Regions from separate parts of the Mus musculus genome. Here region 2 is linked to region 1. The links are chromatin loops, found by intact Hi-C in ENCODE. Cell type or tissue: left cerebral cortex. All regions are shown on one strand. Links, peaks and the distances in the headings refer to the core of each region. The heading gives the core; the rest is flanking DNA.

What was found. A loop is a pair of places that touch in the nucleus more often than their neighbours do. Peaks named below come from ENCODE experiments on the same cell type or tissue, not always from the same donor. Only the 100,000 strongest peaks of a DNase experiment are listed, where the experiment ranks them.
Region 2: a loop joins it to region 1, with 3 times the contacts of the local background. A loop is called at or near these places in 3 of 42 quality-filtered maps.

The regions. Positions count from the first base shown.
Region 1 is chr15:73,546,925-73,563,765 of GRCm38, reverse strand. Dennd3 (DENN/MADD domain containing 3) reads right to left here. Exons shown (of 23, transcript NM_001081066.1): 13 at 16,124-16,645; 14 at 8,450-8,709; 15 at 7,248-7,418; 16 at 6,055-6,184; 17 at 1,334-1,441. Among named protein-coding and RNA genes, the nearest start is that of Dennd3, 43 kb to the right of the region's middle. In left cerebral cortex, for the core only: CTCF peaks have their summits at 8,778 (motif pointing right), 9,837 and 10,039 (motif pointing right); DNase peaks (open chromatin) are centred at 10,048, 11,014, 11,471, 11,596 and 2 more places; H3K27ac peaks cover 1,305 bases.
Region 2 is chr15:73,216,403-73,224,402 of GRCm38, reverse strand. Ptk2 (PTK2 protein tyrosine kinase 2) reads left to right here. Exons shown (of 35, transcript NM_001358046.1): 29 at 2,534-2,596. Among named protein-coding and RNA genes, the nearest start is that of Mir151, 34 kb to the left of the region's middle. In left cerebral cortex, for the core only: CTCF peaks have their summits at 150 (motif pointing left) and 3,629 (motif pointing left); DNase peaks (open chromatin) are centred at 54 and 1,471; H3K27ac peaks cover 982 bases.

The sequences.
Region 1 (16,841 bases), core at 5,193-13,192:
GGGTGGCCTCCTCCATGAGGTATGTGTCTTAGAGAGTTATGTGCCAATGGCTGGGTGGGAGTCCCTCATGGGGAGGATGTCACATCCCAGGATTACACAAGCCAGCACGGTCTCTGAGCGCCCTCTCTCCTGGCTGTAATTTCTTGAAACTATTATTATTTTCTTTTTTTTTAAGATTTATTTTTATTTATGAGTACACTATAGCTGTTTTCAGACCTGCAGAGGGCATCAGATCCCATTACAGATGGTTGTGAGCCACCATGTGGTTGCTGGGAATTGAACTCAGGACCTCTGGAAGAGCAGTCAGTTCTCTTAATCACTGAGCCATCTCTCCAGTCCCCTTATTATTATTATTATTATTATTATTATTATTATTATCATCATCATCATCATCATCATCATCATCATTACCATCATCATCATCATCATCTATTTGTATGTTTGTATGCGTGCACACATATTGGAAGCTAGATGACAAATTGGGAGAGTCATTTCTCTCCATGATGTGTGTTCAAATTCAGGTTGTCAGGGTTGGTGGCAAGCAAGCAAGCACCCTTACCCACTAAGCCTCCTCACCAGCCCAGAAACCGCCAGTGTAGTTACACATAGAGTCCTTCAGTGCTTAGGAACTTGGGGCTGGCCGGGTCATGCCTGTGCTGTTGGGTGTGCTGGTCCGGGAGTCACTCACTCTGCGTACTTGTAAGCACCTTGCTCATCTAGACTTCAGTCCACTTGGGGCTGGTGTGGTGACTGAAGTGGGCAGGCTCCCGGCTTCCCATACAGAGATAGGCTAGCCCTCTGCCCTATGGTTACACAACCATTTGCCAACAGCATCCTCCTCAACCAAAGACAAGAGCAACACATAGCACCTGAAATGTCCCATACCATAGAGGGCAGGGGACGAGTGAGTATTCCGGTCTCCACCAAAGTCATTGCCCAGGTATAAGGTGCCCCACGGACAGGAGGGCAGAGTGGCCATAAGAGTTTTGCCCTTGTGGGTCAGGACCCTGTCCTATAGACAGAAAGCACCCTCGCTGTTTCTTTTTTTTTTTTTTTTTTAGAATTTAGACTGACCAATTCAGAGTCTGCCATTTATTTATTTATTTTTTTCGAGACAGGGTTTCTCTGTGTAGCCCTGGCTGTCCTGGAACTCACTTTGTAGACCAGGCTGGCCTCGAACTCAGAAATCCGCCTGCCTCTGCCTCCCAAGTGCTGGGATTAAAGGCGTTCGCCACCACGCCCGGCCCTCGCTGTTTCTAGAAGGGGGTTTCCCCTTGCCGCTGCCAGGCTGACCTCCAACCCAAGTCTAGACAGTTCATCCCAACCAAGATACCTGGAGTATACAGCAGGACTTCAATGGCTTGGGGAGCGGTCTCTCCGGCTGAAGGGTTAATCTTGTGTTTTAGGGTCTCCGAGGTTGTCTTTGGGACCGCCATGGGTGCTGAAACACAGGCACGAGAGTTGGGTTACCCGGTTCAAGGATAGAGGGACAGCAAGTAAAGCTTGCCTGTTAGTTTACTGTAAAATCGTACACGGCCTCAAGAGGGCGCTCTTGGAAAAACTGTTATGGAGAGTAGCATTGGAGGTGGCCCCTGGTGTGCACACCACAGGACGTGTGTGGAAATCAGAGAAGCACTAGTGGAAGTCAGTTCTCTCCTTCAGCCACGCGGATCTCAGAAACTGAGCTCAGGCCACCAGGCTTGGCAGCGAGTGCCTTTACCTAGTTAGCCAGCTTGCCAGCTTGAGGTCGCATTCATCTGTGAATGGACACTTAGTCTAGTTACATGACCAAGACACCACACTTGCACCTCTTTCTGCACAATCAAACACATTTCCAGACAGCGCTAAAACTGCCTTCCCTGGAGGTTTCTGAGACCACCTGCCAGATTGAATGGCCTTCCCACTAACCCTGAGGCACTTCCTCCTGTCCCCTGGATCCCCTGCACTGCAGTAGAGGCTATGCCTTAGGGACTCACTGGTGGCCTTTCACTTCTGATGTGATTGCTATTGTCCTCATTTTTCAAAAGAAACAACCAAGTCCTGTTCCTTGCTTGTAGAAGAACAGCAACCTGCCAGTCACTAGGCCTCCAGCATGGCTCCTGGGTTCCAACAATGCAGGAAGTGATGGCCGGACCCTCTGCCACTGCCTCTCCACCTGCTGCCTCAGGTGACTGACTCGGGTCCTTTCATTTGTATATTTATAGACCTGCCATCACAGGTGGACTCCATGTTTCCAAATTAAGCTTGGGATCTCATGTCGTGAGTCCTCACTTTGTTAAGCCATGCATTAGAAGGTATTTCTGGATTTGCTAAAACCAGGATCAGGAATTCGTCGTGCTGTGACCTGAGCTCGGATGGCTCCTCCTGCGTCCTGGGAACAAGGTGATGATGACAGATTGTGTGCTGGGTGTTACTATGGCAACTCTGTAAACTGTTTACAGAGGCCATGAACTGCTGTCACCGAGGAGGAGTACATTTAAAGTTGTATAAACAGCTGAAGTGTACTGTTTATTTGAGTTTACTCTCATCTGAGCACAGGAGCAGTTCTGTTGAGACCCAAAACTGTTAGAGCTCCCAGAGGGCTCAATGGGTCTCCAGGCAACCTGGGGACACCTGAGCCTCCTGGCTTCTGTCCCAGCTCAGGAACAGGTTCTATGACCAGAAAGCATCAGGGCCACACAGTCAGTGACACAGATTACAAAGGGAAAGGTGAAGCTAAGCCAAGGTGTCATTTTCTAATTCTTGGACAGCTGTTTGTAAAACCTGACTGCACACCCAAGACAGATGAAATGACACACACTTCACAGACATTCACAGCAGCCTTCCTTTGTTAGACAGAAGGCAGATCCAACTTAAGTGTCCACTACAGATGAAGGGTAGAGAGTATGTAATGCTGCCAAACAACACAGTACCGTAGCCACTAAAGAAATGAAGGACTGTCAACCCAGAGTTTGTCTTGCCTACAAGATGTGCAGGGATAAAGATGGAGCAGAGATCGAGGGAGCAGCCAAACAATGACTACCCCAACCTGAGACCCATCCCATGTGACCGAGTTAACCCCTGACACTATAATGATACTCTGCTCTGCTTGCAGACAGGAGCGTAGCCTAACTGTCTCCTGCGAGGCTTCATCCAACATCTGATGGGAACAGATGCAGAGACCCACACCAGAAATCAGGCAGAGCTTGGGGTGTCTTGTGGAAGAGTGGGGGATAGAAGTGAGCAAGCTGGAGGGGTCAAGGACACCACAAGAAGATCCAGAGTCAACTAACCAGCGACCATGGCAGCTCACAGAGCCTGAGCCACCAACCAGGGAGCACGCAGGAGCTGGACCTAGGCCCCCTACACATCTGTAGCAAAGGTGCAGCTTGATGTTCAGATGGTTGCCCTAACAAGTGGAATGGGGCTATCTCAGTCTCAGTTCCCTGCCACTGGATCCCCTTGCCCTACCTGGACTGCCTGGTTAGGCCTCAGTGGGAGAGGATGTGCCTAGACCTGCTGGGACTAGATGCCCCAGGGTGGGTGGTACCCAAGGGAGCGCTCCCCTTCCCTGCAGAGAAGGAGAGGGGACAACAGGGGAGGGATTTGTAAAGGTGGGACTGGGACAAGAGGAGGGAAGTAGGCTGTAATCAGGATATGAAGTGAATTACAAATAAAATAAAAACAAAGAAAGAAATGGGTTATATATATGCTTGCTTGCTGTATGAGTATGGGGACCCATGGTAAGCCAGGAGCCGGGTGGGGTGAGCCCCTGCAACTCCTGTTCCTATGGCTCGACAGAGGGCAGAGACAGCAGACTCCCTAGAAGCTTGTGGGCCAACTGGCCTGGTGTACACAGCAGTAAGTGACAAAAGTGACAGGGCCCCACCTGAAGCCAGGCGGAAGGTGAGGACCAACACCTGCATGAACACTCACCGTGGCACGCGTACATCCACTCACAAACAGCACACCTCACCATCAATACATTTTCCTTAAGGGAAAGGGCCAGCACAAGCCTCCTCACGGAGGCACTGAGGAAACACTGGGCTGAGTGAAAGGGTGGAGTCAGGAAGGCTCCTGGGTACGGGAGACACCCTGGACAGATGAGATCACGGTGATAGTGAACCAACAGGCCATCAGGGGCACAGAAGGAGGTGCTGAGCAGTGTGGGGGTTCCTCTTGCAGAGCGTGAGTGTGTCAGCCATCACAGGGATGGTGGCACTGCCCTTCAAGTACCCTAAACCTAGGAAGTCACAGCTTAAAGGGGTCCAGAACAAGAGTGATATCTCAGTATCAACAGGACCTGGATAGTGTGGCAGAGATCCCTACTTCACCAACCTGTGCTCCAAAATGAACTTCCTATTGTCGTTTAAGCTACACTTTCTTTGTGGCCTCCGTAGGTTTGCTATTTCTAGTATGCTGGTCTTAAAGCTGGAGGCTGCAGGAGGACATTTAAAATGGAAACAGTGGAAGCCGAGAAGGCTCAAGACATCTTGTTAGCACACTGATCCTAGACTTGAAACCCTGACCTCAGGATGGCTTCAGAATGTGAGAGCCAAAGAGAAACGAACAGAAAGGAGGCTGGAGATTTCTGTCCCAGGAGCCTAGCCTTTAAAGATAAAAAGATGCTGGGCTTAGCCACTGATAGCTGTAAAGCCAATACTTGGGAGGTGGAGGCGGAAGGATCAAGAATTTCAAGCCATCTTCAGCTACAGAGAGAGTTCAAGACCAGTTTGGGCTACCCAAGACTAAATCAAAGAAAGAAAAGGAGGAAGGGAGAGAAAGAAAGAAAGAAAGAGAGAGAGAGAGAGAAAGAAAAAGGGAAAGAGAGAGAGAGGGAGGGAAGGAAGGAGGGACAGAGAGAAAGGGAGGGAGGGAGGGAGGGGAGGGAGGGAGGGAGGAAGGAAGGAAGGAAGGAAGGAAAAGAAAAGAAGAAAAGAGAAAGAAAGAGAAAGAGAGAGAAAGAGAAAGAAAGAGAAAGGGAAAGAGAAAGAGAAAGAGAAAGAGAAAGAGAAAGAGAGAGAAAGAGAAGGGAAGGGGGGAGAGGGGAGAAGGGAGAGGGGAGAGGGGAAGGGAGAGGGGAGGGGAGGGGAGAGGGGAGGAGAGGGGAGGGGAGGGGAGAGGGGAGGGGAGGGGAAGGGGAAGGGGAAAGGGAAGGGGAGGGAAGGGAAGGGAGACGCATTCAGGGCTACCCTTGCCATCTGTTAACAGGCCAGTCAAGTGCAGAGAGGCCATGGCTATCCAGGGCGTGTGGTTCTGACCACACACATCCCCAACACTGACCAGAGAGGCTCTTAGTTATAGCCTTCCAGACATTTAGTGTGCTGAGCCAGACAAAGGATTCTTCAGTTGAGGATCAGGACCTGCAGTTTACAATGTAAAATGGGACACCAGGAAAAAAAAAAAAAAAAAAAAGGAGCATGTGTATTCTAAAAAACAAGGAGCTACAAGGTCCAAGATGAAATAAAGAAGGGGAGGACGAAAGCCAACAAGTGATATTAAAAAAAAAATCCTAAAACTGCTTATAAAAAAATCGCAACACTCGCTGGTGCAGGAGGATTGTGAGTTCAAGGCCAGCCAGGGCTATATGCTGAGTTCCGGGGTAGCCTAAGCTAGACCAATTCCATCTCAAGCAATAAAAAGCAAACAAATGAACAACAGTGCTCTTCCAGACAAACCAGGGCCCTTGAGATTGCTCAGAGTTTAGGCACTTTACCTCCAGGCTTGGTAATCCGAGTTCAAATCCAAGACCCACATTGTGGAAGGAGAGAACTGACTCCAACAAGTTGTCCTCTGACCTGTGTGACATGGTATGTGTGTCCACAAGTCACACACACACACAAAACAGTGACAAAAAAATTATAGCTAAGTGTGTAATCCCAGCAGCATTCAGGAGACTAAGGCATGAGTACTGTGAGACTGTGTTCAGCTGGGCAAGACCTACCCCCTCCCCAAAGAGTAAAAGCAGAAGGCAAGAAAGCTTGGGTGGATTCTCAGTGACAGATGCCAACCAGAAGAAACGCTCCAGTGAGACAGCCTCTTAGAACAGAAGCACGGCTCAGCAACAGAACTTACACTTCTTCTTCATGTTGTCAAAGTAGGCCAGCTTGGAGGCAGCATGAATGGCACTAGGTGACTGCAGCGTGCCAACCACGGCATCCATGAGCAGGACATTGGTCAGTGCCTGCTGGACGTACTGTGGGTCCTAGGAGAGATGCAGCTGCGTGTCAGCCCAGTGCGAATCCTGACGGTCTCTCTAGCGTTTGCTTCACTGAAGAGAACAGTACTCCTCCTCTCGTGTTTGTCAGGGCAACGGGAAGGGTCCGAATGGATGAAGACTTTGGAGTTTGTGTCACATAATCTTCTTCTCTAGTTACGGGAAGTCCTCGACGTTGACTCCTAGAGCCAGCACATTCTCTTCCCTAAATGCTGGCAGGCAGGGGCTCGTGACCCCCTCATGCCTGTCCCAACCACACTATGATAGCCAGGGGCATTTCATAAAGCAACAGCTGGCTGTGACTGTAGCCGGTGACAGGAGTGGAAATGGTCCCACCGTGGGCTTTCCCCATTGCATAGCTAATCTGCATATCGTATTTCAGTGGGTGTGGAACTGACCATCTAAGCCGGGGCTCATGAAATACAGAACCTTAGAGAGGATCCAAATCCACTTCTGATCCATGACAGGCAATAACTCATCCCAAGTGGCCACCTTCCTGTCCTGCCACGAGACAGCCCGATTCTCCTAAGATGCGCCAAAGGTAGGCACCAGTGCCGTCTGCATCTCTCTGGTGACTGGTGAGGCTACAAGTCCCTGCATACCCTTACCAGCAGCTCCATTGTGCGAGTTCTCTGCTCGTAGCCTTGGTCCATTTACTTTGGTTTGGCTACGTGATTGTTTGAGACGTGGTCTTGCTCTATGGTCCAGGCTAGCCTCCAACTCCAGACCCTCCCAGCTTAGCCTCCTGAGTCCTGGGATAGGAGGTAGATACATGCCACCACACCTGGCTTGTTTGACACATGGTTTCCTCCCCATTTAGACAACCCTACCCACATTCACTGGGAAGACACCAGAACTAAGTGTACACAGAGGGGCACTGAATGAAGCCCATATGTCCTCTCACACCCCAAAGGCCACATGGTCTCAGGACAACAGCCTCTGTGTCCCTGCAGACAGCATAATTCTTCCTTCCAAGTGCTGCAAGCTCTGGATGCCCCCTTCAGGACCTGGTGCCACCCATGCCCACAGGACCTCCCCACCTCAGACAGACCTTGTGGTCATCTGCCAGCTGCTTTCCGGCCCACATCTCCTTCACCATGAGGTGCCAGAGGTCACACTCCGACTTGAGGTTGGCCTCGAAGACTTCCTTCTTGGCCACCGTCTTGATCTTTAAGGTGGGTATCCTCAGGAGGAGAAATGCCACGGTGCTATTTTTGACTTCCTGCGGGACAAAGACAACTTGGATTGATGGCAGACAGAACAAGTGGCCTGAAGCCACCACACAGGGTGAGTTTAGCCATAATGCCAGACATGAGTGCCTGTTACAACCTTTTACTGTTGCCTGAGGACTTCTGGAGCCAGCTGGCAAGTCAGGCAGGGACTACAGCTGTAGGCCTTGTGTGGCAATCCAGTGGTCACTGGTCTCGGTCCATCTTTCTGCTGTGACCACTCAGACTGAGAACACTTGGCAGCTTCAAGTTTGGGACAGTAAATGTAACTAACTATAAGGCACAAAATAAGATCATCCGGTCCCAATTCAGACCAGCCTTTTTTTCCCAATTCAGACCAGCCTTTTTTTTTTTTTCCTGTTAACCACACTGGCCTCAAATTTGCAACAATTCTCCTGCCTCTGACTCCAGAGTGCCAGGATTACATACACACACCAATACATCTCAGACCTCCTCCTTTGGACGAATATAATGTGGCTAGGCATAGCGGCCCGTGCCTTTAATCCCATGAGCTCTATGTAGTTCCAGGACAATCAAGATTACATAGAGAGACTTTGTCTCAAATAAATAAATAAATAAATAAATATGTGGCCAAGGGGGATGGAGAGATGGTTCAGCAGTTAAGAGCACTGACTGCTCTATCAGAAGTCCTGAGTTCAATTCCCAGCAACCACATGGTGGCTCACAACCATCTGTAATGGGATTCGATGCCCTCTTCTGGAGTGTCTGAAGACAATGACAGTGTACTCATATGTATAATTTTTTAATTTAAATTAAAAAAAATGAATATGGCCAAGCATGACAGCACATACCTATAACCCCAATGTTCAGGAGGCCGAGGCAGGAAGACTGCAAACTCAAAGCCAGGCTGGGTATCAGCATCCTGTCTCAAAAAGAGTGTGTGTGTGTGTGTGTGTAATATGAGCTGAGCAAGCTGGGCCACAAAAGGCCCATTGTGCAGAAGGTGCCAGAGGACACCCGGCGGCCTGGGGACTGGCTGCATCTGGCGCCAGGACCGTCTCACCTCTATGTTCCTGAAGGTGGCAATCTCCACATAGCCGGGCCGCCCCTCGGTGAGCAAGAACAGGCGCTTCTGGGTCATGGCGATCTTGCCCACTCCACGGTTGGTCTTCACAGAGCTCGACAGCTTGTAGACGCACTCGTTCTTATCCAGGTGCTCCATGAGCAGTGCGGGCAGGCTGACCTCCTGTGCCTCTGCCTCAGTCTCCTTCCAGCAGGTGTAAAAGTCTCGGAAGGTCTCCGGGTCAATCTGCTTCTCGTGTCCTGAGTTTAAGGAGGAAACTTTATCATCAGCACCAGGGACTTTAGGCAGGCACTACCCAAGCCAGGCAGCAGGTGGCACCAGTGCCCAGGACTCTGTGAATGGATGGAGGGCCTTTGGCTGTCCCAGCTGTGGGGCAGAAGATTTAGGTAGAGGACATCTGTCCCTTCTAGCCCTCAGAGCGAGGGCAATCTGACTTACTACAGGTAGTCACAGTAACTGCAACAAGGACGCTGTTTTGAGGCAAAGTTGAGCAGTTTCTGAGGCTGGCCTGACACTCACTGAGCGCCAATTTTCTGTTCCTGCTGTATTCTGAGGTCCTGCTCCCCCGTGCGTGGCTTAGAGCCCCCCTCTGGTCTTAAGTTCCTTTCTTCTGGGCCAGAGCCCTCACCTGCACTCAGCTTCTGACACCTGCCAACTGCTCACTTTACACGCCTATCCCCGCCTAGCTTATGTGTCCGGAGCCTGTCTTTTGCTCTGTCCTCTGGTGTGTCTCAAGCCCTCGTTCGTGCATAGGCCACACTCCTCTCTGCTGCCGTCCCTGCCTCTGGGTTTTTTCGCAGCCCCCACAATTGCTTTTTAAAGCATAAGTGAACCTTCCTGCTCCTCATTCAAACCTTTCTGGACTGTTCAGCCACATAAGACCTCAAGTTCCCCCAGACTGTCCACTCTTTCCTTTCACATCCTACCCCAGCCATACCAAGCACTTCCCCAACAGGCCATGTTGTTATTTGCTCATCCTAACTATTATACCACAATAGCTCTCCTCTTGCCCTCAACACACAGGCAAACAGCGCCATACACGGCCTTCCCTGACAGTGCAGGCTATTCTGGCTGCATTACATACCTCCCTCAGGGCACCAGTGAATTCAACTACCAGCACCTGCCAACACCCAACCTGTGTGGTTCACAGACAACTCCAGCACGTCCTCAGAGCCCCCATCTGTAAACTAGGAAACCAAAGGAGGAAGAACAGACCCTGCCCGCTGCCAGCTGGTTCCTGCTTACGCAGAACCTGTGTGTCTCCCCAGGCCCAGCCTCCCTGTGTCCAGCCTTCAGAGGCCCAGGTCTGAGGTAGACAAAGTCCCACTGGGTTCACATCATCGTTCCTGCGTGGTAACAGTGTCATGGTGACAATTGCCTGGTACATCTGTTTTGCTGCCACTGTGTGATGGGTAACCTTACAGCCATGTGCAGGCTGTGGAGGATGTGAGAGGTTCCAAAAGATTAAGGAAATTTCCAAATAACAAGGGCAGCTGGGGGCCACAGGAAGGTGGTCTAACAAGGAAGATCTGTCATCAGTTAGGTAGTACCAGAATGTATGCATGGGTATGTCCACCAGGTGGCGCCATTTCTAATTCTTTTTCTTTATGCTTTACTAGTCAAAGTAGTTGAGCAATATGTATTTTAAATTTTCTTCTCTTCTTTTGCAGAGATTGGGGGTGAACCCAGGACCTTGCCCATGCTAGGCAAATATTCTTCCACTAAGCTACACCCCAAGCCCCATGTAAGCTTTGAAGTCACTGGATCCATCCAATGAGAAAGTAAATTTCACCTGGGGCAGGGATACAGCACTCACCTGTATAATGTTTAACACAAGCGACTAAGGAAGACAAATAACAGGGAATGGGGTGACCCCGTGCATGGGACAAGCCTCTGCATCCTTTTACACTAAACAAGGAGTCCATTGAGGTGATTGACAGCTCGATAGGCATCCCCAGCTGGAGACCTCCTCTGCTACCTTACAAACAGCCTACTGGGGTCCCGGGGTGCAGACTAACAGAGCTCAAACGAACCATAAGCACACATTACGCCCATCAGACATCACATGAGAGGTCTTTCAGTTATATGTGGTGCAGGAAGAGACCATAAAACAGAACAGGGAAGGCGAGACCACGCCAGTGCCCGAGAGAGTGAAAGAGCCAGGGACCCTTCATGTGCGTCCCTGAGGACAGACCCTCTGAGCACCCACACCACAGCAGTCAACGGGGCTGCACACAGTAAGGCCTTTGCACCCACCACCCAAAATGTCCTCTTATAGACAAGTGGCCTTCCTGTCCTTGGAAGTGAGGGGCTCCTGTGCTCTGGACATGCACAATGGGAGCAACAAGACTAGGGACAGCCCATTAGATGGAAGGCAGCCCTCTCCCACCTGCAACCAGCACGCCAGCTAGCCATGGATGCCACAACACTCCCACGTGCTTCCCCAGCCCTGCGCATGCCCACAGCCACTATGTCCGCACATGGTCACACGCATGCTCAGTTTGTCTGACAACCCGCAATAGTCTGCAGGTGCATGATGGCCACACCCACGGACAGGATGCCCACTCCTGTGGATCTCCACTTTGTCACCCACCTCCCTCCACAGCCCAGCCCCGGCTCATCCCAGCAGCCTCCAGGCAGCATCCCCATGAGAGCCAGCTACAGACACTGAAGGTGGCACAGGGAGTGAACAGCCAGTCCTTGTGAAGCTGCAGTGCAGAATGTGTATTCTCATCAGCACCGGGCTTCACATGAACAAACGTGTATGAGCATTCTAAATACTAAAATTATATTCTTTTGGATGGGACTGGGGCACTGGATATTGAACCCAGGGTCTTGTGGCACAGCCATGTCTCTTGGAGATGGCAAAAGTCGTGAAGCCAGCACAGCTGTATGACACGGTTCCAGCAAAGCTGAGCCGAATGCTGTGACCACTGTCTGTCTGTCTGTCTCTCACTTTTAGGTTTTGGTCTCTGAGTGTTGTACACGTGGGGACTTTCTGTGTTATGATTCATTTTGTGTCTTTTCCCGAGAAAATTATGTCTGACTCTTTTTAGGAACGTCCTAAATTTACTGTCCCTTCTGCTTTTAGGGATAGAAAAGCATCTGTTCCTATTTGGGAGCCTTCCTTACGCCCTAGAGATCACAATAAACACTAAATGAGGCCATTATTCCTGGAATCTTCTTGGGGTGTCTGCCCCTAAACATATTCAGACAGTATAATTGGAACAGGGTAAACTCAGAAACAGTTGACAAACTCCCACTAGCCAGGATTGGTTACAGATTCAAGGCCTCTGTTTACTGTATGCTTAGAGCTCTCTGAAAATGTGGTTTAAAGACAGGAGTCATAGAGGGTACAGCCCTGGGGGAATAGAATTTAGTAAATAGATTAAAATAACTTTTCCTATGTTATAGCATAGATGAAATGAGAGAGTAAGGGGAGTATTAGTATTTGCTATTCATAAAACGACCAGTTCAGATATTTTGTTTGTCTAGAGTGCTTTAAAACTGCAAACGCTGCCAGCCTAAAAGCAGACTGTCTTATATAAACGTGTTTGCTTTGGTGGAGGCATTCTTTAGATTCTTTGAAGTTATAGGCCGATAATGAAAATGAAATCTGTCCTATTTGTACTTTTTAATTGTGACTGAACTTGTAGCCCCAGACATGTAATGAAAAATCAAAAGCACATGTCCAGAGACAAAATGATATAATCTATACTTCTTAGTTAACCATTCCAATGGTCTTTGAAACTGGCTGGGCCTAGCCTCTACCAGTCTCGAAGCTCTCTGCTGAGCTATGCCCCAGTCCTCATGTGTACACTTGGATCTCACCGAGTTCACTCTAAGATGGGGTGGTGGTTTGAATATGCTTGGCCCAGGGAGTGGCAGTTTTAGGATGTGTGGCCTTGTGAGAGTAGGTATGTCAACTGTGGGTGTGGGCTTTAAGACATTACCCTAGCTGCCCGGAAGTCAGTCTTCTGCTCCCACCTTATGATAATAGTCTGAACCTCTGGACCTGTAAGCCAGCCCCAATTAAATGTTGTCCTTATAAGAGTTGCCTTGGTCATGGTGTCTGCTCACAGCAGTAAAACCCTAATTAAGACAGATGGGAACACTCAGCTTTGCCAAGTTCTACTTTCAGTGTGGCCACTCCACTTAACTAAAACACGCATAGCAGTGACAGTGGGGTCCTGCCCCTTCTCCACTTAAGGAACCACATAACTGAAGGCCACTGACAGCTCATCGGCCAGGTCCACAACTACAGAACAAAAGATGCCCAGGTGCAACTCACTTCCCAGGTTCCCAGGCACCTAGGGGGTGATGTCAAATGCCACCACATACAGAGGAGGAAGAAAGGCACTGAAAGGCAGGTTTTCTTCCTACACCAGGGTCCACCAGCCATTGAGTAATTAGGTGACCAGGCCATACCAGCGCTGAGGACGAGCAGAGGGACCACCAGACATGCTCAGCCTGGTGCCATGAGAGAATGATAACCATATGAGTCTGAGTCACTCCTTTCAGGCCATTGCACAGAGGGCCCCTGGAGGACAGGGGACCCTTAGAGTCTTCACATCCTTATGAGGTCACACATTGGGAAGAGGAAAAGTGTGCCCGTAGGCCCCTCAGGGTCTTTCTGTGAATGCCTTGTCTCCCTTCACATAGTAGCACACGCATAGCTGTCCACACCCCCTGACCCCAGGCAGTGCAGGCTATCCCACAGAGGCCTGAGAAGTATGCGTTCTACTGCACCTGGCTAGTGACAGGTGGCCCATCATCTCTGTCTCTCCCAAAACAGTTATTCCTCCGGAAATGCAGATATCAAGTCTCTCCTATAAGTGACGTGGTGTTAACAGGAAACTGCACACCCCCTCCTGTGGGCTCTAAGCCCTTTCAGGGTCGTGTGCCCAACATCATGGAAGTTCAAGTTTACAGCTTGGGGAATGATGACCAGAAAAACATCGCACATGCTCAGTAGAAAGCACATTCATTCTCCAGATATTTTCTATCTGCAGATGGTGAACTTAACGGACAGGCTGACTGAACCTGGGTGGCCAGCAGAGTCCGGTGAATGCAAAATTCAAGTGCTCGCATGGGATCAGATGAGTGAGGACACAAGCCAGGCGGTGTTAGCTCACATGGGACAGGCAGACCACTGGGGCAGTGAGGCAGGCACTGTCAGGCAGTGGGGGGCACTCGGTCAGGGTGCTGGCACTCAGCTCAACCAAGCTCCTGGCTCTAAGCTGAGGAACCAGCTTACACAGACCCTAGGGACAGGTGTCAGGACCTTCCCAGTTAAAAGACAATAGACGAGCTGGGCTTCCTCCCCATGGCCAGCAGACAGAACAGATGTGTGTGTCAGTGCAGGTAACATGGTTCAGTGAGAAATAAATTAGGATCGCAAACTTCCACAGATGGCAGGACACAATCCGTGAGTGTACAACATTGCTGCGTGCTGTGTGTGTGGAGGGGGACATCTGTCATCAGAGGTTTTAAGCAGAACAGAAAGCAGAGCCTGGGTTGGGGGCAGTGCTTCACTGGGGACACAGAGCAAAGCCAAACCCAAGAAACAAGGGCCTCGTGGTGACGGGAAAGCCTTCTTAGTCAGGTGGGTTCTCCTGGCACCTGGCACGCTGCTTCTGTGCTTCTGGGCATGCGTGAGTGCTTTAGCTGAGCCATGGCTGTGTAGTCACCGGGTAAGCACCGGGTGAGATGCCTCTGCAGAGGCAGCTAGCCTCACGTGTAAGTCAGCCATCTGCATCATGCAACCTCACTCTGAACGTGTGTGCACTTTGGCTGCGCATACCATCCAGCCATATAAACACCAGCAAAAGCTGCCTAAGACGCTGACTTGGACTTGAAGCTAGTGGGTGTTGTGAGTGATAAGTGTCTTTAACATATGAAGTTTTCTGCTCTTACAGACACATACTGGTTTCATTACAGGGGAAAAAAAAAGAGACTTTTAATATCTTCTTACTGTCGTTACTCAGCACGTAAATAGCAAATTAGTATATCTTTGCATTGCACTGTCTTAGAATATTTTACCTCAAAATTGCTTTTTAAGCTTGAGTCGCTGACTTAAATTTGAGTTGCTGATTTAAAGAAAACCATTAAGGGAATTTTGGCTTGGAATTAGGATGGAATTTCAGATAATTTCTGAAACTAACCATTCAGACAGCTACCATTTTTACGAAGTATTAATGTAAAGTGGGATTCTAAGCATTGATAATTACAAAATCAAAATAAATAGCAACTTTGAAAAACCCTGAAGATGGGCTATGCCCTGCAGAATCAAATATTTGGTCAAGATTTTACAAGATTTTTTTTTCTTTTAAGACAATCTCACTCTGTAGCCCAGACAGACTTTAAACCCACTATGTAGTCTAGCCTGGCCTTGAACTCAACAGTTCTTCCTACCTCCAACTTCCAGGTGCCAAGATTGCAGACATGAGGCACAATGTCCACCTGTTTAACTTTTGGCCAGGTATGAGTGTGAATGCCTTTAATCCCACGACTTAAGAGGCGGCAGCAGGCTGATCTCTGTGAGTTTGAGGGCAACTTGGTCAGCCTGGTCAGTTCCAGGACAGCTAGAAGTATACAGCAAGACTCTGTATCAAAAACAGAGGTTGGGGGTGTTGGGGGAACTGAAGAGATGGCTCAGCAATTAAGAGCACTGGCTGCTCTTCCAGAGGTCCCAGGTTCAATTCCAACATGAGCAACCACATGGCAGCTCATAAATATCTGTAACTCCAATTCCAGGGGATTCAGTACCCTCACACAAACATACATGCAGGCAGAACACCAATGCACATAAATTAAGAATAAATAGAAATAAAATATTTAACTTTCTTTGTGAAAATAAATAAGTACATTCATCTCCTTATGTGGGATATTTGCTTTCATCTGTTTTTTTTTAAATAGATTTTTTTCTATTTTCTTTATTTTATATATGAATGCTCTGCTGCATATGCACCCACAGGCCAGAAGGAGGCATCAGATCCCTTTATAGATGGTTGTGAGCCACCACATGATGGCTCAGGACCTCTGGAAGAACAGTCAGTGCTCTTAACTGCTGAGCCACCTCTCCAGCCCCCTAAAATACAAATTTTTAAGACAGCTTCACACAGCCCAGGCTGTTCTCAAACCTGTTATGTAACCAAGTATTCTTGACCCTCTGACGCTCCCATCTCTCCTCTCTCATGCTAGGATTATAGTTGTAAGCCACCATGCCTAGTTTATTGTAGGTGCTGGAGTTGGACCCAGGGCTTCAAGCATACTAGACAGGCACTATATCCCAGTCCTGCTTCTCTCTTCAACCAATGTTAATATCATATTGTATACAACATAGTTAGAAATACACGTCCTTGTGATTTATTATCAGTCAGTGTTTGCTTTGCACTTATTTGCACTTCCTCTGATTTACCTAGGTCTCATGGGAATCTCTTGGGTGAAAACGGTTATGAGTACGAATTTAAGCAGCCATGCCTTAGGGAACAGTGACAAGGAAAAAAACAAAGCCTGTCCATGTTCAGTGTCCATGTTCAGTGAGGACACAGCTCGTTTTTATACCTTGAATCTTTAGGAGGTTGAATTACAGCTATTGACCTGCAGACCTGGGGGACACTGGTACCCAGGGATGCTGTGGGGCGCTCTTACCGAAGGTCAGTGCATCAAACAGACGGTGGATAATGACGGCGTCCTTCACGATCCCCGACTCCTGGACTCGCTTCACAAAGTCATTGAGTTGCATGTGCTTCTTGGGCAGTTCGAAGTTCTTCACGGCGTCATCTGCCTTGGGGGCCTCGCCGTGCTTATCAAAGACCTCTGTGATGAGCCGCCTGAGCTCAGGCGTCCGCTCGGCCTGGGCCCGCTCAGAGGCCGACATGGATTCCACCGTTCTCTTGACCAGATCAGCCGGGAAGATCCCTATGTCGGTCTTATACAGGTTCTGGAAATCCAAGAGGGCACTCAGCAGTTGTCCCTGCATCAGATGGAGAAGACCACGCAGGTAGAAGTACCTGGCTAGGAGCAGAGAGTCGCCAGGACCCAACAGCGCCATGGCCTTGCTCAGGAGAGTGACGAAGTCTGTATAGTATGCCTGAACACACTGGCTCTCCAGTGGGAAGTGGATATCAGGGATCTTGAACATATATGTTGACTTAGGGGTCACTTTGAGAACTAAAAAACAAACAAACAAACAAACAAGGGAAAATGCATGTAATTAGCATGGTCCTGGAAAAGGCAGAGGCACCCATAACACTGTTGAGGGCAGCTTTGTGTGTCTTGGACAAGAACCCATGTGTTGTGGATGGGCCTGGTGCTGCTCTTGTGAACCAATTCCCTAAGGAATAAAGGAGCCAATCACTGGGCGAGT
Region 2 (8,000 bases), core at 1-8,000, 330 kb after region 1:
ATCTGCTTTCATCTGCACATGCCTGTGGGCTCCTGCACCATAGCCATGTTATCTTCTTGGAGCACATTTCATCTGTCCAATCCCTGAATACCTGCGACTGCTGAACCAGAGGCACTAGCGAGAGTTTGTAGCGACTTTAAAGAGACTATGCTAAAAGACATTACTGGAGCTGCCCTCTGTTGGATCGGCAAGGTTCCAGCAGCCTGAATGTAGTATGTTTCTCTCAGAGTAGTATGTCTGCAGAAAAGGAGGGTCTTATCAAGTGTGTAGACCACTAGAGATCAATCCTCCCATGAAGTAAAAAATCAATAGAAAAATGACATTTCTAGTGAAATATACAAGCCCAATCTTGTTATTTCTTTGAAATGTTTTCATGTGTATGTGCACTGTATATACATAGAAAAGTTGGTTCTCCTTCCATAGTGGAACTTGGGGGCGCGGGGGGGGGGGTGCAAACTCAGATTCAGGTTTATCACAAGCCCTCTCACTGTTGAGCTATCTCACTGACCCAGGCCACCATATAAGCTCTGGCATCTTAAAAAGAAATCCTGGGCTGGTGAGATGGCTCAGTGAGTAAGAGCACCCGACTGCTCTTCCAAAGGTCCGGAGTTCAAATCCCAGCAACCACATGGTGGCTCACAACCATCCGTAACGAGATCTGACTCCCTCTTCTGGTGTGTCTGAAGACAGCTATAGTGTACTTATATATAATAAATAAATAAATCTTTAAAAAAAAAAAAAAAGAAAGAAAGAAATCCTGTCCAAGTTTCTGTAGAAGCTTCTAAAGACATCCACTGTGTCACTGGGCAAACTGGGCAGCATTTGTGGGCTGCATTCTTCCCTACTATGAGCAGACAGAGTCTATTACCTCAAAGTTGACCAATTCTATTTATAGTACTGTTTGAATTATTTTCCACTAGATCACAGTAACTGTTCTTGGAAGACTTAGGTCTCCAGAACTCCTACTAGGTTTGGAAGTAGCTGCTGTTTGCGGCTACTGTCATCCACTGAATCATTTACCAATTGCTTGGGTGGGTCAGAGGTCTCTTGTCAGATCATGGTCCTGCACAGGATAATTTTGAGGACAACAGATCCTGCCTGAGGTCACATGCCCTCTTGACAGCAAATGCTCCTTGTTCTGCCGTGTCCCCTCTCTTTTCCCCAGCTCAAGATTGTGGCCTTACTCAGATGCCCTGTGCATGTGAATCCCTACTGTAATTGCTACTGGACTCCTTTGCCAGAGTGCTAGCAGCCAGGGCTGCTGGAGCTGCAGTCTGATGAGAAGCCTTGTTTTCCTCTGAGCACTGCTTAAAAATAGTGACTAGGCTTCTTATTACTGTACGAACAGAATTGTACTAAAAAGGGGACTTTTTATAGTTTAAATGTGGAAGCCCTGACTACATAAAGCCTACTCTGTTCCTCTCACAGAGGACCCACTCAGTCCGAATGAAGGAAAACCAATGAGGGAACTAGGGAATAGTAGCAAAGGGCTGCCTGCCAGAGAATAGCCTACTGTGGCAATCCCTTCCCCCTCCCTTACAGGCTTCCAGGGAGAAAGCTCTCTGCATTTTCTGGCAACATGAGCCTTGAGCTGTCTGACTGGCCCAGGCTGCCTTATAAACTCTGGCATCCTAAAAAAAAAAAAAAAAAAAAAAATGTCTATCCAAGTTTCTATGAAGACATCCATGATGTCCCCTTGTGGTGAACTGGGCAGCGTTTGTGAGCTACACTCTTCCCTACTGTGAGCACATAGACTCTGTTACCTGGAAGTTGACTAGTTCTATTCATAGTACTGTCCAAAATTTCCTATTTGGCCAGATTTTAAGCTGTTTGTTGCTGCATCCCTCAATCCTGATTCAATGCCCCACAGGTGGAAGCAACAAATGAAAACAGTGCAAGACCCCAAACTGCACAGCAGATCTCCTTCCAGCCATAAGAAGCCGCTCTGACCAGTCCACATGGCTCTGAACAGGAAAAAAAAAAAAAAAAAAATGTAGGGCCCTAACCAGAAAATTAAGAAGGGGCACACAAAATGGCTCAGTGGATAAAAGCAGTTGATAAGGAGCTGAGCTTGATCCCTGAGACCCACGTGGTTTAGGAAGAAAACCAACTCTCTCAGGCTATCCTGACCTCCTCTCACACACCACAGTATGTGCATATGCACATGTACACTCACACATACACACTAAATAAATATGTAATTAGAGTTATTAATATTTACAGAATTCAGATAGAAATCATTTAAGATCACCTAAAGATTGACACTGTGGGCTAACCATAAGCTCAGTGGTAGAGCACATGTCTCACATGTTCATGAGCCTCAGTTACATTACCAACACCGAAAGAAACAATGGTGGGCTTACCATCACAGATCCAAGAAGTGGTTGCCACTTGGGAGCAGTGTCACAGTGACACTGAGATGATGTTGGGTACAGGCGAGAAGACCAGCCGGAAGCTGCTGCTGTAGAGGGTGAATATGTCAGTAACATACACATATTAATGAAATTATTTTGGCCTTTGTTTTGATCTTCAGAAACCTGATGTGAGGCTCTCTCGAGGCAGCATCGACAGGGAAGACGGGAGTTTTCAGGGTCCGGTAAGCACCTGCCTGCACTGTCCCCAGAGTTGGTCCCAAATTCTATATTGGAGCCTCCCACATTTTATTGAAAGACATCAAGGCATGCTGACATTCATGATATGGAATAGAATGACCTTTCTGTAAAACACAAGAAAGTTATCTAAGACTGTCAAAATATGCCATGTTCCAGATTTTCATAGATGCAGATCACTGTCCTGTTACTGATAACAGATTTTTAGCAGTGAAGCTGTACTCTGTCTAGTAAGAATTAGAGTAACAGCTACATTAGTTGTTAAAGATGGACTTAAACTACCTCCTGCTTCCAAGTCCCAGGATGACACAATGCTGGGCACAATTACAACTTTTCTCATAGTCATTTAAAACTTGTTCAAGCAAGATGTCTTTCTTCTGGTTTTTAGGGCAGAAATACCTAAACTGTCTTTAAACAGCTAGCCCTTAAAACAGAATCCATGCAACTGCCTATAGTTCTATTCTACACATGTGTACCTTGTTAGATGATCCAGAATGCTCTGAGAACAGATACTTTCATACTGTGTGTGTGTTTTACTGTTGGGCCTATGAGTACAGCCCAGCCCACAGACACTGTTGTTAAAGGTCTGCTCACCTTGGCCATGTTTAGGGGTGCCTCTCATACAATGTGCTGGATTTCCTCCATGTGTGCTCCATGTGTCCACCATCTCTTTTCACTTCACTGTCATCCACGTAGGGCAAAGATCTCTTTTGTACCCACAGCAAGAGTAGAACAGGGGGGCTCAGTAATTGTCCTAACATTTAGTAAGTGGATGGCATGTGGAGTAAAAAGCACCATGCAAAGCAAGTTCTTGGAGAGCCATTCTTCATACCTTGTTCCCTGAGGGGTGATAGAGTGTACACTGCTTTTCATGCAGGAGGTCCTGGGTTGGTTCCCCAGAAACACTAAAAATTAAAGGGTTTTGCTGGGCTGATTAGAAACACTGGCTGTTCTTCCAGAGGTTCTGAGTTCAATCTCCAGTGACCACATGGTGGCTCACAACCATCTGTAATGGGATCTGATGCCCTCTTCTGGTGTATCTGAAGACAGCTACAATGTACTCATAGACATTAAATAAGTAAATCTATCTTTAAAAAAGAAAAAAAAGAGAGAGGTGTTTTTTTCCCCCCAGGTATAGTGGGTGACACATACCTGATACCTGTAGTCTCATATACACTTGGACACACATACTTTAAAACTTTTTTTTTTCCTTTGGTTTTTCAAGACAGGGTTTCTCTGTGTAGCCCTGGCTGTCCTGGAACTCACTCTGTAGACCAGGCTGGCCTCGAACTCAGAAATCAGCCTGCCTCTGCCTCCCAAGTGCTGGGATTAAAGGCGTGCACCACCACCGCCTGGCTACTTTAAAACTTTTTTTTTTAAAGATTTATTTATTGATTATATGTAAGTACACTGTAGCTGTCTTCAGACACTCCAGAAGAGGGAGTCAGATCTCAATTACGGATGGTTGTGAGCCACCATGTGGTTGCTGGGATTTGAACTCCGGACCTTCGGAAGAGCAGTCGGGTGCTCTTACCCACTGAGCCATCTCACCAGCCCCAAAACTTTTTAATCCTTACTTTAAAAAAAAAAAAAAAGATGCTGAGGCTGGAGGATCAGTTAAGTTTAGGGTTTCCTACCCGGCATGGGCTACATAGCAGAATCTAAAAGCCAGCCATATTAGTTACTTTTTCTTGTGTTAAAACACCATGACCAAGGCAATTTATAGAGGAAAACATTTATTTAGGGTTTATGGTTGCAGAGTGTAGAGTCCATGATGATAGGGCAGCATATTGACAGGTGGAGATTGCTTCCAGTAACACTCTTCTTTCAACAAGGCCTAAACCTTCCCCAAACAGTGCCACCTGATGGGGCTCACATGTTTAGACATCCCTGCCCAGCAGGGAGGTGTGCAGTCAAACAACTACACTAACAATTTAAGTCATTTAGATATTCAATCAATGATTTTTTTTTTTAATCAAGGTAAGTAGCATGTTAAACAGCTGTAATTGTGAAATAGTTTTGAGGGCACGGCAGGGCAGAGATTAATCTTGAGTAGAAGTAGTAGTAGTTGTTGTCTTTTGGTTTGGTTTGGTTTTTGAGAGAGCATCTCTCTAACCTATCCTAAACTTGCCTCAGACTAGCTGTATAGCCAAGAATGACCTTAGATACCAAGTGTTAGGATTATAGGTATGTACCACCATGGCTGATACGTTACTGGGGAATTATGCTACCAACTGTGATATGTCCCTAGCCATGAAATAGTCTTGTAGCTCCAGTATTTTAAAGAAGTGCTCATTCCAGTTAAAAATAAAGCACTATACATGTATGTGTAGATGTATGTGTGGGTGTATACATACATATGTGTATATATAGCGTAATAAGAGCTTCAACTTTGGGGCTGGAGAGATGGCTCAGCAGTTAAGAGCACTGACTGCTCTTCCAGAGGTCCTGAGTTCAATTTCCAGCAACCACATGATGGCTCACAACCATCTGTAATGGGATCAGATGCCTTCTTCTGATGTGTCTGAAGACAGCTACAGCATACTCATATTTAAAAAGAGAAACAGAATTAATTGGATTCAGGGATGTCTCTGTCCCCACTATCCTTCTTTCTCTCTTATCTAGTGATAGGGGGTGAAACTGGTGAATAAAGGGTGAGGAAAAGAACCCACAACATAGCAAAGGTCGGCTACAGTTGCATGTACCTATTATCCTAGGTCTTGAGAGGTAGAGATAGGATCAAGTTTAAAACAGCCTAGACTAGCTGGGCAGTGGTGGCGCACACCTTTAATCCTGGCAATTGGGAGGCAGAGGCAGGCAGATTTCTGAGTTCTAGGCCAGCCTGGTCTACAGAGTAAGTTCCAGGACAGCCAGAGCTACACAGAGAAACCCTGTGTCGGGGGAAAAAAATGGAAAACAAGCCTAGATACATAGAAAGACTCTGCTATCACAGATAAACATTTACCCAGTTTTAGGCAGTACAGGTAAAGAAGGGCTTGTCCTGTGTAGAACTGCCTTTTAATCCATCCTTGGACTTAGCCAGGTGGTGCTAGCATGGACTTAGCAGGTTTAAACGTCCCACAGTCTTTACATATTCTTAAATTTTCAATCTCTTTAAAATATAAATCTCTTTTAAAATCCAAAGTCTTTTTACAATTAAAAGTCTCTTAACTGTGGGCTCCACTAAACTAGTTTCTTCCTTCAAGAGGGAAAATATCAGAGCACAGTCACAATCAAAAACAAAAGTCAATCTCCAACCGTCCAATGTCTGGGATCCAACTCATGATCTTCTGGGCTCCTCCAAGGGCTTGGGTCACTTCTCCAGCCAGGCCCTTTGTAGCACATGCGTCATCCTCTAGGCTCCAGATGCCTGTACTCCACTGCTGCTGCTGCTCTTGGTGGTCATCTCATGGTACTGGCATCTCCAAAACACTGCATGACCCCTTCAGTCCTGGGCCTTCAATTGCAACTGAGGCTGCACCTTCACCAATGGCCTTCCATGGCCTCTCACAGTGCCGAGCCTCAGCTGCTTTGCGTGACCCCTTCATGCCTTCAAAACCAGTACCACCTGGGTGACCCTTACATATTACCAAGTCCTGCTGCAGCAGGAGTACAACCTTGGCCATCTCTGGAACACAGCCTCTTTGTGCTTTCAGAAAACACTTCCCAGAAGATGTCACCTCAATGATGCTGGTCTCTTCTTAATCACCGCTAATTTCTTAGCTCCAGCTAACCAGCATCAATAGTCCCAGTAATACAAAGTTTTTGCTTTGGTAGTTCTGGTATCTTGTTAATCACAGCTGATTCTTCAGCCCCAGCTAACCAGAACTACAGAATCTTCACATTCAAAACAGCAATGGCCCTGAAAAGAGTCTTTAATTTTCCCTCTGAAATTTCACAAACCAGACCTCCATCTTCTGCACTGTTCTCAACATTATCTTCCAAGCTCCTACACAACATCCGACAGAGCTCTTAACAACGGATGGATCTTTAAGCCCAAAGTTCCAAAGTCCTTCCACAGTCCTCCCCAAAACATGGTCAGGTTGTCACAGGAATACCCCACTTCTGGTACCAATTTGTCTTAGTCAGGGTTTCTATTCCTGCACAAACATCATGACCAAGAAGCAAGTTGGGGAGGAAAGGGTTTATTCGGCTTACATTTTCATACTGCTGTTGGTCACCAAAGGATGCAGGACTGGAACTCAAGCAGGTCAGAAAGCAGGAGCTGATGCAGAGGCCATGGAGGGATGTTCTTTACTGGCTTGCCTCCCCTGGCTTGCTCAGCCTGCTCTCTTATAGAACCCAAGACTACCAGCCCAGAGATGGCACCACCCACAAGGGGCCTTTCCCCCTTGATCACTAATTGAGAAAATGCCTTACAGTTGGAGCTCATGGAGGCATTTCCTCAACTGAAGCTCCTTTCTCTGTGATAACGCCAGCTGTGTCAAGTTGACACAAAATTAGCCAGTACAGCAGGGTAGTGGATTTCTTGAGTTCAAGGATAGCCTGGTCTACAGAGCAAGTTTCAGGACAGCCAGAAACCCTGACTCTATACCCCCAGCAAAAAAAGATTCAGGACTGTCTGTGAATTGGATTTCCTGACTGGCCTGTGCAATGGCTTAGGTAACACTGGTTCCTCACAACACAGTGCCTCAGGGCCAATGACTAGTGCCTCTGGGATATATAGTAACCAGTATGACCAGGTGGTCTCTTACTATAATTGTTCTGACTATATCCTTACCATGATCTAAGTGATAAGCTAGAAGAGAGGTGGATCCCAAGCAGCCAGCAGAATGAGCACACACTATGAAGTCCTGTGAGCTGTGAGAACTTGAGACCACTGTGTTCAATTCCAGGGTATTTTATGTCTTAATTAGGGTTTCTATTTGTAGCGACAAAGCACCATGATCAAAAAGCAAGTTGGGGAGGAAAGGGTTCATTTGGCTTGCACTGATATTTCTGTTCATCATCGAAGGAAGTCAGGACAGAAACTCAAAACAGGGCAAGAACCTGAAAGCATGCAATGGCCATTGAGGAGTGCTGCTTGCAGGCTTTCTTCCTTTGGCTTGTTCAGCCTGCTTTCTTATAGAACTCAGGATCACTGACCCAGGAAACAGACTGGGCCCTTCCCCATCAGTCTAATTAAGAAAATTGCTTGCAGTTGGATCTTCTGGAGGCATCTCCTCAGTTGAGGTTTTGTCCATTCAGATAACTGTAGTTTGTGTGTCAAGTTGACATAGACTAGCAGCACACTCAGATGCATTGGTTACTTTCCTAACGACACCCACCTGAGGCTGTGAGGCATCTGGAGACTCCAGCAGAGACCTCAAGATGAAGAAGAATAGGGAAAGGGGAGGTGGGCTGTGCTATCTGGCACAGAGCAGTAGACTG